2 separate regions of the Homo sapiens genome follow, and region 2 is linked to region 1. Evidence: chromatin loops called from intact Hi-C (ENCODE). Cell type or tissue: GM12878. All regions are shown on one strand. Links, peaks and the distances in the headings refer to the core of each region. The heading gives the core; the rest is flanking DNA. Region 1 has its middle 17 kb from the start of LINC01339. Region 2 has its middle 40 kb from the start of CETN3.

Region 1 (2,934 bases), core at 315-2,814:
AGCTTTTAAAATTCTAAATTTTTTTTTAATTTTGATTTTTTTAAAAAATCAAAGCTTTTAAAATCCTAAAAATTCCTATGGAATTTTTTCTATAGATATCATCATTCAAGTGTGGAACAAATGTAAAAATAAAGTGACTTATTGTGCACTGAATTAATGAAAAACTGGAAACAATACAAATATTCATCAACAGAAGACCAGTTGTCATAAGCACATCAAAACATGAAATATTATGTAGCTATAAAAAAGGATGAAAAGCTTCTCTACATAATCATGAAAATATCTGAGTAGTATATTGTTAAGTTTTAAAAAATACAAGAGTATATATAATATAATGACAGTTTTATAGTAAAGAAAAATATCTATATAGCAAATATATGCATGAAAAAAGTCTGTAAGGGCATATTTTAAAACCTCATGGTGGCTACGTTGTGGGATTGGGAACTGAGCAGGTACAAGATAAGAACTGAAGGACTGATTTTTATGGTGTAGTGTTTCATAGTTTTTCATTTTGAATCATGTGACTGTTAAAAAATGTTTTTAATTCAGTCCTTTTTAAGCCTTTCTCAAAATTTACGATGAATTAAACAGGCCAAGTTTCATCTTTTGGATGATATTTTTTAATGCCTACTTCCATTTATTGCAAAAGGAAAGCAATCCTGCCTGCATTTATGGACTCAAATAAAAAAATAGAGCAGGTAAAAAGGAGGTAAGTGTATAATACACTATTTTTCCCTAGACAGCTGAAAACCTGAATATATAAATATTTGAAATGGTGTGTTGCTAATGTAAAATGAGAGATGTAACCTCAGGGGTAGAACTGAATTCACAAGGGAATGACTACAATTTAGAGGAAGAAAAATACATACAGTCAGACTAATGCTAAAACCCCAACTGTGTCCACAGAGACTGTAAACAAGAAGTCTGGGTGAGTGACAAACATCATAAGATCTTCAACAATGAATGATAGTTTGTATGCTCCACTCCATTTATGTCAATAATAGTTATATTATGGAATGTGTAGATGGCCTCACCCAAAGGCCCTATTACTATAGAGAATAAAAGTGTGGCATAAAGGGCAACTCTGCCCATTGCCCCTGGTTAAAATAAATTGCTGAGAATACAATCCAGTCCAAGAATGAATGCCTAAAGGCCTCTGTTTAAAGTTTTAACCTAATCCCTAAAACCTTTTGTTGTATCTGTATTTTTCTATCATTTCTCAATTGTTTTGAAAATAAGCACCTATAGTAGTCGGGGACATAAAAGCTATATTAGGTTCTCTCTCAAGACAATATGGACCCTTCTTTCTCAATGATAACACAAAACAACACAAAACTAAAAAAATTCAAGTACTATTGTTGCCTTCATTTTATCCCTCTTGCTAAAAAAGAAAAAAATTAAATAAAATGGCCACTGCTTTTTAATGTTGACTAAATGAAAAATAAGCCAATATTACACACAAAAAACAATGAACATAAATGATAAGCTCCCATTATATTTGCTATTTAATTTGTAGATGTTAATTATAAAAGTAAATCAATGTAATGTAGACATATTGTCTTATAGTGATAAATAATTCCACAGTGTGATTCACATAAAAATCCTTCATTTGAAAATGAAGTCACTTTTTCAAATTAGGGAAAACACACTTGGGAAGATTGGAGTCTCTCCAAATAACTGGCAGAAGCATAAACATGACTTAATAATCTGAGTGTCATTTCAACCAAGTGTTTGTGAGGTATCAGATGCATGAAAAACTCTGGTGAAAAACAAGCCAGAAGCATGTTGCAACAAATTATTATTATAATATGATTCATTTCTGTACATGATTTTTAGTATTAAGTCAGTGATCCTTCCTAAAATCCAGACTACAGGGTATCATAGATATTTATTATTTCATTTGTCTAACACATTTAGTTTCATAACCAGATGGCTATCAGTAGTTGCAACTTTAAAACATTATGAAAGAGCCTGTTTAACAATTTGAGTGTGCCAAACAGTGACTTCCTCTGCAAAAAAAAAAAAAAAAAAAATCAAATGCAAAAGTAAAAGTGCAATCACTCATCTTGATTATTTTGCCTGTCACTAAATATCTGAAAGTAGATATAGAAACTTAAGAAATAGAGGGCTCTAGGAGGCTTTTAGTAATAGAATTTCTTCTACAACACTTGACAGATGATCATTCAATCTGGATTATCGTTGAGTGCCCTTAGTCAGTGATAAGGAGTTACAGTAATAGTCATTCCTTGTTGAATGGATCTAATTGTTATCAGAATTTTTCCCTGTTTCAACAGTTAGCAGCCCCATGCTGTCTACCGAATATTCCGAAGCCAAAAAAAGAAAAGTCTATTTTTCCCCCAACATGATAGGTTTTCAAATATTCAAACACTCCTTCCACGTACCCAGGTTTTTGGTTCCAAACCAAAGATTTTTCAGTTGTTTTCTTATAACATACTTTCCAGACGCTATACCTTCCCAGTTTCTCTTTGACACTCTCATATGATAATGTCCCTATTAAAGTGTATAAGCGTGGCTAACACCATGCTTCAACTAACACAGCCTAAAATTGCACACCTTAACAGTTACAACACATTTTTTCAAATCTCAGAGTGGTTTTAGGATTAACCATAATGCTAGGGTCTTTTCAGTATCACATTTTTTGACATTTTATATTACTTTAATAATCATAGGACTTTACGTTAATATCTGAAAATGTTAACTAATTGTTTTTAGTACCTCTTTCCAAAGAGTTTTAATTTTCAATCAGAATTGAGGCATACCCATTATACCTAAAGTTAATATTATTGTTAATTTTTATAACCTTGGAGCCTATTTCCAAAACCATAAAAAAGAATGTTTGAGTAACTAAAGTTAGAAAATTTCATTAGAGAAAGTCTCAGAAACTAACATTGGTGCATTAATCAACCAATTTTC
Region 2 (2,934 bases), core at 148-2,647, 62 kb after region 1:
AATAAGTGGCAGAAATGGAATTCACATTCAGGTTGATCTCAAAGCTAGTGATCTTTCTACTATACCACAAAAAGAAACACCCCTAATAAAATCTGAAAATAATAAAATCAAAATATTTGAATGAAGTTTTAATTATATTAGAACTAAAAACCGCATGAAAGGCACACACACATTAAAAAAACCATAGATAGGCAAAACCAACACAAATTGCACTGTACTAAAAGTAAGGATGCCTGAGTTCTAGACTACATTGCTCACTCTATACTGTTTCACTCTTAGCATAATGCCTGGCTCATAAAAAAACAGTCATTAAATATTCATTCTCACTCACTGTGTGACTAAAATGTACAAATAGAATCTTTAAAATAGAATCAATCAACCAAACATATTACAATAAAGCTTTAATTAATCAAAACAATTAGAAGATTATTTGTTTTAATGTAATGTTTGGTTAACTAGTCATGAATGAGTAAATCCTTTTTGTAGATTCAAGGTTGCCACTGGAAATCTTTCAAACTCTGTTTTACTATATAGAGCAAACTTTATTGTATAGAGGAATCAATTAATGCACTTGCTACAAGAAAAACTCTTAGACTCCACTTCAAGAAATTTCACTCAAATTTAGTATGTATGCCTAGGGTAGAACACTGGAGTTATTCCAATTCAGGAGAGCTGAAGATGAAGACAAAGCTTTGAGAAGCATTAAGTAAAGAACTTACTATACTGTATTCCAACTGCTATCTGAAGCATATACATTGCACTGTGTCAGCCTCCTTCTCTTAGAATGAATATTCCATCTCATTCAGAGATGGGTCATATCAGCCATATGTTGTTCAGTGACACGGTCACATGGGCCACTATTAATTGGACCAGGTAATTGTGGCCAAAGCTTCTCTTTTCAGGAAAGCGTTTTTAGAATTAAGTAATTCTAGTTTCTCTCTTACAGTGGTAAAAACTGAGGACATGAATGCAAATGCTTATAGATGTGACTATGGGATTCTATGGATGTTCTCTTCAACTTTTTCAGTAAAGTAGGAAGAAAAGTCTTTAGCTGAGAAAGAAATGGAAAGTATTAGAAGTATGATATGAAAAGAAGTGTGAAATAATCATCCATTTGTTCTCCCAATTCCTGGACTAAGGATGTATAGCATGGTTACTAGGCAGCATTAGGGTTGCACTTGAGGTTTGTGATCATGAGTTAAAATGAAACCCATTAGTAGGACTGTGTGTTTTTTACTAACCACATTCAGCTTCATGCGTGCAGGCATGGAACAAGTGGAAGGTTGGATTTAACTAGGAATGTGGCTTTGGCTCAGCAAGGACAATGAATCAAGAAAGCCAAAATGGTATCAAGGGAATGTGCAAGGGGGAATTATAATTGATTTAAGCTAAGTAAGGAAGGGAGAGAGGATATGAAGATGTTGAGAAGTGAAATGGTGAAAGATCAATGGATTAAAGTTCCTAATGGGGTTAAAGAATTATAATTATTGGAGTCCAGGTACTAGAGGAGAAAGAGGGAAATATAGCATGTGATTGTCAGAGAGTGGGATGCATGAAATTGAAATTATGAAGAAGTTATAGTAATTAGTCAAGATCTAAGTTATGACTATAGGAATTAATGATTAAGGTAAGTGGGAAGGCAAAATCACTGAAGGAGACAAATTCAAAGAACTGAAAGATCAAAATGTTGAAAAAGTATGTGATTGACATTACCAAGAATTAAGATCTGAAATAGTATTGATGAACAGGGAAAGGTGATGTGAATTATACGTAATAAAGAATTTGGCTGGATTTTGTCCCCTGTTTCTAGAAGGTAGTCCTTAAAATTTCCCAAGTGATAAGCGTGTCTTTGTTATTCACAATGGGCTCTGATACTTTATGCTGATGAGGTGACTTATGGTGGGCTTCCAGATAGTTTGTGCCAATGAAATGACTCAGGATACAGGTGGCTACTCCAGAAAGATGAAACATGTGATTAGAGGGTTGGAGATTTGAGCCATGTGATATCACCTTGATGAGGGAGAGGATGAGCCCTGGAGACTGAGTTCAATGTTGGCCAGTGATTCAATCAGTCATGCCTACATAATATAACCTCAATAAACACTCTGAACAATGAAGCTTTGGCAAGCTTCCCTGGATGGTAACAGTCTGTGTATTGCTACACAGGAGGCAGGAGGGTGCCAGGAGGGTGATGTATCTCTGACTCCATGAGGAGAAGACACCAGAAGATTTATGTCTGGGAGCCTCTTAGACCTATACATTGCTTCTTTTGGCTAATTCTGATTTGTATCCTTTTGCTACAATAAAACTATAAACATAAGGAAAAAAACAAAACTGAGGCCATATAAATTCTGGAACTTTGGAATAACTATTAATATATTGTATTAATCCATTTTCACACTGCTAATAAAGACATACCTGAGACTGGGCAATTTACAAAACAAAGAAGTTTACTGGATTTACAGTTCCATGTGGCTGGAGAGGCCTCACAATCTTGGAAGAAGGTAAAAGGCATATCTTACATGGCATCAGGGAAGAGAGAGGGCTTGTGCAGGGAAACTCCCATTTTTAAAACCATCAGAGCTTGTGAGACTCATTAATTCTCATAAGAGCACAGGAAAGACCAACCCCCATAATTTAATTACCTCCTATTGGGTTCCTCTCATGACACATGGGAATTGTGGAAGTTACAATTCAGGATGAGATTTGGGTGAGGACACAGCCAAACCATACTATTTTGCCCCTGGCCCCTCCTAAATCTCATGTTCTCACATTTCAAAACCAACCATGCCTTCCCAACAGTCTCCCAGAGTCTTAACTCATTTTAGCATGAACTCAAAAGACCACAGTTCAATGTCTCATCTGAGACAAGGCAATTCCCTTCTGTCTATCAGCCTGTAAAATCAAAAGCAAGTTAGTTACTTCCTAGATACA

What was found. Hi-C counts contacts between places; a loop is a spot of excess contacts. Peaks named below come from ENCODE experiments on the same cell type or tissue, not always from the same donor. Only the 100,000 strongest peaks of a DNase experiment are listed, where the experiment ranks them.
Region 2: it touches region 1 in a loop (2.5-fold over the local background); 5 of 110 quality-filtered maps call a loop at or near these places.

Annotation. Positions count from the first base shown.
Region 1 is chr5:90,305,865-90,308,798 of GRCh38, forward strand. No RefSeq gene overlaps it. Among named protein-coding and RNA genes, the nearest start is that of LINC01339, 17 kb to the left of the region's middle. In GM12878, for the core only: no CTCF peak of the experiment used is centred there; no DNase peak of the experiment used is centred there.
Region 2 is chr5:90,367,820-90,370,753 of GRCh38, forward strand. No RefSeq gene overlaps it. Among named protein-coding and RNA genes, the nearest start is that of CETN3, 40 kb to the right of the region's middle. In GM12878, for the core only: no CTCF peak of the experiment used is centred there; a DNase peak (open chromatin) is centred at 1,231.